Linked DNA regions of Homo sapiens: region 2 is linked to region 1. A link is a contact called in ENCODE Hi-C or POLR2A ChIA-PET data. All regions are on one chromosome and are shown on one strand. Each heading gives the region's core, a stretch centred on a gene start or an enhancer-like site at or near the end of the contact. The rest is flanking DNA. Distances are from core to core; before and after follow the strand shown. Region 1 holds the start of ZNF337-AS1 (ZNF337 antisense RNA 1). Region 2 overlaps ACSS1 (acyl-CoA synthetase short chain family member 1).

Region 1 (5,235 bases), core at 1,261-3,760:
TTCCCTCTTCCTCCATTCATAAATTATTATTATTTTTTGAGACGGAGTCTGGCTCTGTCGCCCAGGCTGGAGTGCAGTGGCGCGATCTCGGCTCACTGCAAGCTCCGCCTCCCGGGTTCACGCCATTCTCCTGGCTCAGCCTCCCCAGTAGCTGGGACTACAGGCGCCCGCCAACACACCCGGCTAATTTTTGTATTTTTAGTAGAGACGGGGTTTCACCGTGTTAGCCAGGATGGTCTCCATCTGCTGACCTCGTGATCTGCCCATCTCGGTCTCCCAAAGTACTGGGATTACAGGCGTGAGCCACCGCGCCCGGCCCATTCATAAATTATTTACAATGATTTGTAATTATAAAGGAGGCAGTAATAGAACCAAGTCTCGAAGTAAAAATTTGTATCCATCCATCCAGCATTTATTCAACATTTGCCATGTGTCAAACGAGGATAATTAAGACAGCTTGTTCCCTCCCAAGAAGCTCACTATTTAGTAGTAGGCACCTGAGTTGCAAAATTAATTGAAATATCCTTTGACAGATGCATTAAGAAATATCTGAACAAAATACAGCACTACTATAAGTGAGGGTGTAAAGACCAGGGAGGCATACGATTTAGTCTTTGTTTTAAAAATATTGCTGTGGCAAGAATGTGGAGGACACACTGGATGTGGTAAACCTGGAGACAAGCCCACAGCAACAGTCTAGGTGAGAGATGAGTTCAGCTGTAACTGAGACATGCACGGGGCATGTGCAGTGGTGGACAGACAGCGTACGAGGGTGGAAGGTGCTATAGTTCGCTGAGTGGACACTGCAACCATGGGCTTCCCAAGTATTACAGGGTTATTGAGGACTAATATAATTCACATTTTATGAAGATATAAGGCTCCGAGTGGTTAATTCCTTGAGGCACTTTCAGCTAGGTTTTGGGAGAGCTGTGATTCATATTCAAATGTCTGATTTTAAAGCCCAAACTCTGGGCCTACAGCAAGAATTGGCCTAAAGCAATAATTTAATTGAAATGCACAGGACTCAGCTTACTAATAACACACAGGTAAATATGTAACATCTGCAGCGAGAGATACTGGAGGCAATATGGCACAGGGTGGCACCCCTGAGGTGGAGGCCAACAAGTTAAAAGTGTGGAATGCCTCAGTAAAGTCATGAAGACAGACTTTAAAAATGTCTACTGATTCCGGCATTTTGGGAATGCCTAGTGATCCAGCAAGTCTATTTCAGTCTAGCGGTGAAGATAAAGCGACATTACGATGGATTTAGTAATAAATAGGAGGTAGAGACAAGGAGATAACGGGTATAGATTTCTCCGGGAAAACATGGCTGTCAAGAGAGACAGGCAACATCTACAGCAGGAAGAATAGCCCAAAGGGAGGCATCCTTTTTACAGCTTTTTTAAAACTATAGGGCAAACATGAATATGCGGCAGGAGTGGAATGCAGCTAAAAAGAAAACGGATGAGGTAGTGGAAGATCCAGGGACACAAAAACTAACTGATGAAGCATGAAGAGGACGGGGCGCTCAGGTTTGGATGAATTAGCTTTTGAAAGTGAGTTTTCCACATCTGATAAATCCTTCCCTTTCCCCTTGAAGCTGAAGGTAGAGAAAGGGAAGCCGGGGTGGACTGGGGCTGGAACACGGGAAGGTCTGAAAGCGCCTCCGCGCGTGTAGAGGGGCAGTGCCGCGGAGGAGCGCCTCAGGAAGGGCATGCCCTCGCAGCACGGGCTTTTGCTGTGTCACGTGTCAGAAAGCCACGGTGACCACCACCCCGCCAGGGAGGCCAGAAGAAGTTCTGCGGCGACAATTCTCTAAAGCAGGGCTTAAGTCCAGGCTCGGTACTGACAGCCGTGTCCCTTCTTGGGTCAACACTGGGGCTAACTCTACCATGTCTCCTCCCAGCAACCCCGAAAGTCGCATGGGGGACACGACCCTCTGTCGAGCTCCACACCGACAGTCTGACCGGGGGCGGGACCAGCGCCTGGTCTCGCGGCTTTGCTGTCGCCTCCCGCGCCCACGGGCACCTCCGCCACCGTGGCAGCCGTCACGGAGCCCTTCCGCGTCCCGAGCGCCAAGGCACCTGCGAGCAGCCGCTCCAGGGCTCGAGATTGGGTGACAAGCGGCCGCCAGGCCAGGGAAAGCAGACCCGCAGGGCCCGCGCGCCTCCAGCCACCTCCGCACCCGCACGCTCCACAGGTTTCAACCAGCAAGAGCGGCCCGCGGCGCCGGGGTGGAAGTGGGGTCAAGGGGAGGTGAGCGTGCAGGACGGGGCGGGGCGCACTGACCCCGCCCAGAGGAGCGCCATGGGTGGGGACGTTACCTCCAACATGCCTCTCCTGCTCGCCCCGGCCGTGTCGATGAGAGTGTTGTCCAAGTCAAAGAAAACCGCCCGCACGCGGCTCAGCCCCATAGCGCCGGCCGCTGGCGCGAACCGTAGCCTTGCCACCGCCGCCTGCGCATGCGCAAGGCGGACTGCCCAGAGAGACGTGGGAGGAGCCGCGAAGTCACCAGACCATCTCCCGGCGCGGGTGGAATTCCCGCGATCTGTCTCATTCCCTGCGCCGCCGAGAAAAGTGAGATCCCGCGAGACTCCCAGGGTATGGTCTCTCAAGAGCCCTGGAAACGTGTGTCGGCGCCGCCGGATGCGGCGACTTCTCAGTGGCTGTGGCTGGCGTTGGTCCGAAGCGTGGTGTTCTTCCCTGGTGTCTTTCTGCTTATCTCTTTCCTCCCTGGGCCCTCCGGCGCGAGGGACCGTCATCACCTCCCCGAGAGAGGTTGTCCGCGCTGCCAGGCGCTGGGCAGCAGGCTCTCCGGGTGGCCGGGCGGGCGGCGCGGAGACGTCGGCGGGCCTGATGTCTGCCTTGAGCGCCCGCGGTCCTAGCCTGCCTGTACGCGCAGGTCACTGTAGGTGATCTGGGGACGGGGGAAGGTGGAGCCTGCGCCTTCCCGCCTCGCGCCATTTGCGGCCTTCGCCGGGGTGGAATCCCTGTCTGCCTGGGCCCGCGCCAGCACGTTTCTGAAGGATGTGACTTGGGTCTCTTACAACCCGTTTAGTACCTGTGCCCTAAGACGGAGGGGCTGTGTAGTGGCTGCCCCATGTTTTGCCCTTCCTGATTGTTTTCCTGAAACCTTGCGTTCTCAGGTCTTTGGATGCCTTTTACTCGGTTGTTTTCAGGCATAGCAAGAGGTTGAGGGACGTCGACCGCCTTTTAAACCCGCGGAAGGGCTGTAGCAACTCTTGTCTCCTAGTGCTGGCAGAACGGGGATCGTAACACTAATCTCTAATCTTTGTCTCTCTTGGGTACCTTTACTGTAATTTGGATATGTGGTCATCATTAGTGACCAGAAATTGACTGTCAGGTACAGGCCAATTACCTGATTTTGTTTAGCCAGTGAGCTAAGTGGTTTTTTTTATTTTTTAATTTATTTTTATTTTTATTTTCGAGATGGAGTCTTGCTCTGTCACCCAGTCTGGCGTGTAGTGGCACGATCTTGGCTCACTGCAACCTCCGCCTCCCGGGTTCAAGCAATTCTCCGGCTTCAGCCTCCTGAGTAGCTGGGATTACAGGCGCATGCCACCACCCCCCGGCTAATTTTTGTATTTTTAGTAGAGACGGAGTTTCACCATGTTGGCCAGGCTGGTTCTCGAACTCCTGACTTCGTGATCCACCCGTCTTGGCCTCCCAAAGAGCTGGGATTACAGGCGTGAGCCACCGCGCCTGGCTAAGGGTGATTTTTACATTTGTAAATGGATTTAAAAAATCAAAATAACAGTGTTTTGTTACACATGAAAATCAAGAAATTTTAGTGCCCATAGTTGCATTAGAACACAGCGCACACATTCATTTCTGTATCGTCTGTGGCTGCTGTTGCCATACAGAAGCAGACAGAGTTGAGTAATTGTAAGCGAGACCACGTGGCTGGAAATCCTAAAATATTCATTATTTAGCTCTTTAGAGAAAAAAATTGCCAGTCTCTCACCTCGCTGGTGGAACTCCTTAACAGACCACTGATGTTCAGTAGGTTAGATTAATTGGTTTATCTTTATATTAATAGGAGTTTCTTCTGCAGCGTTAGACTACCTACAGTTTCTATATTTTATGGAGCACAATCACAGTTGACATCTCATTGCTATGGTGGAGAATAAACCCATAGGCATTCCTCAAAACCATGACTCCTTTCTGTGCTTACCTCATTGACGTATAGGGCTAGCCTATCAATTGTGGACATTTAGATTAGCAATCAGCCAAAATTATGGTGAATTAATTGGAGTTACTTTTAATTGCCTGAAATGTCAGAATCAATTTAGCATAAAACTATAGGCACAGGAAGCTTATAGGATTGGAGCAGCTTTTTTTTTTTTTTTCTGACTTGCATGCAGAGTTTGTTGTTTGCTGATTTAGGCAAAAATCTAAGGTTAGATGAGGCATAGCAGTCTGTATAATCCTTTTAAGGGGATGCGTTGTTTGATAGATTTCCTTTTGTGACAAGTCGTCTAATGGCATTCCATGACCTGTCCAACTTTGTGTAGAGCACCCTATTCTGTTGCTGTTCATAAAAATCTGAATCTGTTGTCCCACACATAGCACCAATTGAAAATAAAAAACAGGAGAGGGAGGATTAAAATTGGCCTATACCGCCTCCTCCAATTGCAGAAACATCGGTGCTGCCTCCTTCGGTAGTAGAAATAGAAACCCCAACACAAAGAATTTTACGCTCTGCTGTCATAGCTGGAGAGCCCTTAGGACCTTGCGCTTTTCCTGTTTCCATAAGGCCTGATCCAAATAATCCATAGTAGGTAATTCATGAACACACTCCACAGGAATTTAAGTTGTTGAAGGAATTAAAAACTAGTGTGGTCAATAATGGAGTACAAAGCCCATGGTTCCCAGAGGAAGGAATTCTAGACATAGAACTCTGGGAACAAGTGGGGAGAAACCTTAAACAACATCAGGCGCAAAGGCATCAGGTCCCAGTAAAATCTTTAATGTTATGGGCTTTAATTTGAGCAGCCCTGGCTCAGTTACACACAGAAGATCCTAAAAAGAGGAAGGAGAAGAAAACATCACCTGCCTTATCACCTCCTCTTCCCTCAGCCCCAATATCACTGGGCCAAAATAACAAAGAGGAAACAGAGGTCTTACCTAAGCCGCCTCCTCCTATAGATAGGGAAAAGGACAGAGGATATACTACAGCTATCAGTCCCTGTCCAGGTGCCACTATGTAACTAG
Region 2 (5,235 bases), core at 1,260-3,759, 580 kb before region 1:
ATGGGAAGGACCCCCTCTGAGAAACCAGCCTACAGAAACGTTTCATTTTCTTCTGCCAATAAGGGAAGTAAACCCAGGTAATTGTCTTGATATGTGAAGGCCTCTGACAGACACAAAGCATTTCCTCAGGCTCAGTCACTTCTCTCCAAGCACCGGTGCTGATGGGGGCTGGGGAAGGCCAACTCCATGGTCTAGATCCAAAACTTGAAAGGACATTCCTATGCTGTCTCTAGAATTTGATATTTTCTTCAGCATGCTGTGTCAGGAACATATTCGTAGTAAGAGAAGAAAGGATCAGCCTTAGGGAAGGGAAGCCTGGCGAGGCTGACCCCTTCTCACGCAGGAGGAGCGTGGAAGGCCACGCAAAGCATGGATGGCCAGCTCGCATCTCATGGACCCAGGCCTGGGGAACAGACTCCTTCCCTCCTGGCAGCCTCCTCTGGCCCTGACATTACTGTAGCCACTGACTGTCATTCAATGGTGGTAAGATTTGCTCACTCTGCTGAGAGAACAGAAGACCAGGAAGTCAGCTAGCAGGGCTCATAAACCAAGTATGAAATTTCTCACGTCATTATTTGATGTCATGACCATGACATTTAGCAAAGAGAAGCTGCCGTGAAAACATAAAGTGGCAGCCGCACTTGAACATGAATGGTCCCCTGGGCCAAGGCGGGCCCAGGCACAGCGAGGGCCCCCAGGAGACATGAGCTGAGTTGCTAGTAGTGATGCCAGCTCAGCCAGTAACAAGATCACTAAAGCTATGTGTGTTCTAAATTCCTTATGGAAAGTGAAAGTCTCTTCCCTGAGGTTTTGCTAGACTCTGTGGAAAGCGCTGAACCTGCAAGTTTATCACTCAGGAGTCTCACGGGAGGCCAAACAATGACTGATCAGAGAGCAGGGTTCCCAACACAGCCCCCCACACCACTGGGGCCTGAACTGTCTCATCTGTGAAATGGCCTAATAATAGGACCCACTACCAAGGTGGTCGTGGAGACCAAATATGAAGTTGCAGGCACCTTTGAAGGTGACCTGTAAACAGTGGCCATAATGACTGCAGAAAATACAAGACATGGGAAAAAGAGAATTATTGAACACTGATGGACCTTTAAGAAAGGTGGGCACCTCAGGCACCTCCTTCTCAGGAGGGCAGGTGCAAAATGCTGGTTTGCCTTATGGAAGCTGCAGTCTCCGTGTCGCCGGCTCAGGGCACATGCACCTCAGCTGTGTGAATGCCTTGCAGGAAGCCCTCACCTGCACAGCCTGCCTGCTCCATGCCCCCAAGGCAGGTGCTGAGGGCGGGAGTAGATCTGAGAAGGATGCAGAGCCTCCTACAGTTGGGGTTGCTGCCAGTCTGGGGGTTCCAGGCACTCAGCCCGAGGCCTGTGCTTCCAAAAGGCCAGAGGGAAGGCAGTTCCACCCCACATGCTCTGCACAGCCTACCACCATCTGCCATGTCGTCCTGTCACTGCCCCCCTGCTGGCTACCCAAGCTTCTCCAGCCATGATTGCCTGCCACTGCCAGCACAGGAAACCTCCTCTCCAGGCCCATGGCCTCCTACCTCCTCTGCATCCAGGGGGTATTCCCTCCCCTGCCCCTCCTCCCACTTGTCCTCACCCCACCCTCAGTTCACAGCCCCATCCCATGGAACAAGGACAGAACAGCTATCAAGCAAGTATCCTGTACCCAGGGCTGCTCCCACAGAGCAGGTTCCCATGGAGAACCCACTTAACCCTCACAACAGCCCATAGGTTCTGAGCTCCCCTTCCCTTCTTCACTTTCCTGATGAGGAAATTGAGGCATAGAGAAGTTGGGCCACTTTCTCAAGGCTATTCAGCTGAAGGAGTCAGGGCAGGATTCAAACCCAGGCCCAGCTCCAGGGGCCTTGCTGTCAGCCAGCTCCTCAGTATCAGAACCACTCCTATTGCAAAGGCTCCCAAACTTCAAAAGATTTGCCATCTGCCAATGCTATAATTATTCATGTAACATTTTTCTTGAGTTAGTTCACTTTTTTAATATAAATTTATTCTAAGAATGAACCTGAGGCTGATTCTCATTCAAAAGGGAAAGTTAGCAAGAGAAGTGCCCAAAGTCCCCACACGCATGGGGGTTCAATTGAGCCTTTCTTCTTGTCCCCAGAATGGAGGACAGGGCCGAGGGTGGGTGTGGAATGGCGTTTTCCTTCATCATTCAGTGTTTGGCTCCTCATTCAGGGCCACCTGCCCAGGGCATGCCTCCCCAGGCACAGGCAGGTCAAATCCCACATCCTTAGTTTTTCTTTTCTCCTCTAACCAGAGCCCAGGATGCAGTCAGCTTCTAAGAAAGCCTTGTAGGACTAAAGTACCAGGCCAGACTCCAGAGAAGCTCTGTCCTCATTCCTGTTAACGCCTGGTTTTCCCTTCGACCTCAGCACTTGGCCTTTGGCCCAAGTCTTGTCTCTGGAAAGGAAGTTCTTTCCCTTCCAGACACAAAGCCCAGCTCACATGACTGCGGGAACCAGGTGTCAATGCCTGAAGAACTCTGGAAGCTCCTGCAGGCTGGCAGCCCAGGACAAGAGCACACTGGGGGACTGGAGTCCTGGAAGCCAGCCCCGAGAACAGCTGGTGCCCTGGCAGAACATTCGCCCCTGGCTGGACAGACTTGTTTACCTCCTGGGAGAAAGCCACAGAAGTGAGTCCTTTCCCTTGTGGAATTTGGAAAGGGGTGTAGGTTTTAACATTCTGTAAACATTCACTTTCCCCTGTGGTTAAAAAAAAAACCACAGGAGATTTTTCAGGTCCCACTCCAAGTTTGCACACCCCACATGCCCTCTGTTCCGTCTCTCTGAATGGCTCTACCAGAGCCCATTCGGCTGCCACAGACACAGCACAACACAGGGCAGCCAACTTCACACAGAACGCTCCAGAGCCTGGACGCAGGTTGGGGGTCCTTCTATTTATCAGGCTTTCCTGGGAGTCCACACAACATTCCAGATTAACACCTGGAGGAGAGTAAGCCCTGGAGGGGAAGTTCACAGACACAGCCACACAGGTGGAAATCCAGAGAGCACAGCCACTTGGCATACCTGCCTCGGGCCCAGCGACTTTCCTTGCCTCTTGGCAGCAGCCTAGAGAAGCATCAAACTCCTCCAAAGAACAGGAGGCTCCTGCTCCCCAGTGCTGTGCTGGATAACAGCCAGTTTCTCTGCAAAAGAAGCCTTGACTTATAACATTTGCCAGTGATCATGGTGCAAATATTTCCACCGCTGATTCTCGGCTCCTGATAGGACTGACTGCACAAGGAAGATATGCACACACAACTGCTCCACGGAGCCCGTTTGACACTAGCCCCAGCCTGGGAGCCTGCAGCCCCAATACCCAAACCACCCAGCCCCAGGGGCAGCCTCCTCCTCTATCTTTGCAGCCACACCCCAGAAGCTGCCCAGATGCCCCACCCCAGGCCACCCTTAAAGTTCACTTGAACTAATTTTCCCCTTTATAAAACAATAATTGTTAATAATTTATGATTTCATTCCTTTTATTGAATAATTATTCATTTAAGGATAAGTAATTGCTAATAAAAACCTGTTAATTTGTCCGGGCGCAGTGGCTCATGCCTGTAATCCCAGCACTTTGGGAGGCCAAGGCGGGTGGATCACGAAGTCAGGAGATTGAGACCATCCTGGCTAACACGGTGAAACCCCGTCTCTATTAAAAATACAAAAAATTAGCCGGGCGTGGTGGCAGGTGCCTGTAGTCCCAGCTACTCAGGAGGCTGAGGCAGGAGAATGGCGTGAACCCAGGAGGCGGAGCTTTCAGTGAGCCGAGATTGCGCCACTGTACTCCAGCCTGGGTGACAGAGCGAGACTCCGTCTCAAAAAAAAAAAAAAAAAACCTGTTAATTTGGAAGGAAGGTGAGAAGCAAAAGCATGCAGCTTTTTCAGTCCACCCCGTGTGACCTCCAGGCCACACTCCCTCTGACCCTGGGTTTAAGATGGCATGGAGGGTCTGCATAAGCTCACGGCTGGGCTTCCACAGATGGCACCGTACTCCCGGGCATAAGGCCACGGGCTGAGAGCACGCCCACAGACTCTCCATGGCAGCCCTTGTCCCCAGGCCACCGCACGTGGCCTTGCAGCTCATCCCTGTTCAAAGGCACTACCCCAGGGATGCTGGAATCTGCACCAGGCAGAATACCCCTTTGGGAGGGGAGCCCTTCCACAAAAGTGGCCCCATTCACACTGGGAAAACATGCCAGAAACCATACAAAATGTTAGCCTGGAAAACTGTCCCACAATTTAGTTGTGAAGTCCAAAAATCTAATGGGTTTCTAATGTGAAGATAGAAGACTGTTCTTGTTGAAAACGGGCTGGCCTACTGGGAATCCACATGAGATGGGCCACCGTGGGTGGAATAAATACATCAGGGTGAAGACCAGAGCCTGTTAGTTACAGCAGATTTTGAACAGCTGTGGTGGCCAAAGGCCTTTGCACACTGGAGTGACTTTGAGGGTTTGGTCACCTGCATGAGGAGGAAGGACGCCAGACTCCATTCGAGTGGCCTGGGATCCAAGAAGGTACAGGTGGGATCCTCCTGCCCTAACAGTGGGTTGTGGAGCCCAGGTGTCAGCCCAGTCAGGTTCCACAACCCACCCGCTGGCCTAGAATTGCCTGTGGTCGCCCCAGAGAATTCTCAGAAAGGTCCTGTCCCCAACAAAGAGGTCTCTGTGGACATAAACTCCCTCAGTGTGGGTCACTGTGCTGCAGTCTGAAGATGGGGCCTCTCTAAACTACGACGTGCCAGGACCTCGGCACCCAGGAGAACGCAAGGGAGCACAGGCAGCGTGCGTAGGAAGACCCCAAATATTCCAGTGGCAGCAGCCGCAGCCTGGGGCTGGAGGAAAGGTGGATGCTGCTTCAAAAACAGCCCACCCCGAGTAACATGGGATCCTATCAGATTCTGGCTGTAGCGTGCAGATTCCAGACCAAGGGTCCCAGCCCAAGTCTCAGAGGCTGCCCGGGCACCCTCCTCTCAGGTGGGGCAGCTAGGCCGGGACTCCACGCCTCACCCCACCATGGGAGCCCCACAGACCACACCGAGTTTGCCTTCCACGACAGCCGCTGTGTCACACACGGGTCAACGAGGCTGTTCCCCCACAGCCTCCCGTGAGTTAGGATCCTCCCCCAGCTGCCCTGATGTTTTAATAAGGGAGTGTGCTCACTAGGGTAATTAACTTGGGAGGTGAGCAGAAGAGCAAGGG

What was found. Hi-C counts contacts between places; a loop is a spot of excess contacts on that map. ChIA-PET counts read pairs that join two places held with the same protein, here RNA polymerase II (POLR2A). Pooled maps may share reads with other maps.
Region 2: a map of sigmoid colon shows a loop between it and region 1 (3-fold over the local background). The contact joins the enhancer-like site here to the promoter of ZNF337-AS1 in region 1. A Hi-C loop is called at or near these places in 1 of 168 maps with a recorded cell type or tissue (sigmoid colon) and 2 of 50 pooled maps. POLR2A ChIA-PET finds 5 or more read pairs at or near these places in 1 of 52 experiments (MCF 10A).

The regions. Positions count from the first base shown.
Region 1 is chr20:25,621,535-25,626,769 of GRCh38, forward strand. It overlaps ZNF337-AS1 (ZNF337 antisense RNA 1), which reads left to right and starts at 2,511. Exons shown (of 4, transcript NR_126465.1): 1 at 2,511-2,601. It overlaps NANP (N-acetylneuraminic acid phosphatase), which reads right to left and starts at 2,480. Exons shown (of 2, transcript NM_152667.3): 1 at 2,325-2,480. The coding sequence starts at 2,414. RefSeq lists enhancers at 1,753-2,428, 2,400-2,569 and a silencer at 2,170-2,229.
Region 2 is chr20:25,037,407-25,042,641 of GRCh38, forward strand. All of the region lies in intron 2 of ACSS1 (acyl-CoA synthetase short chain family member 1), which reads right to left. Among named protein-coding and RNA genes, the nearest start is that of ACSS1, 18 kb to the right of the region's middle. Within about 2 kb of position 2,510, at least 24 of the 41 ENCODE cell types and tissues checked have a DNase peak (open chromatin) inside an H3K27ac peak, as active enhancers do; they include sigmoid colon, where a contact is called at or near this core.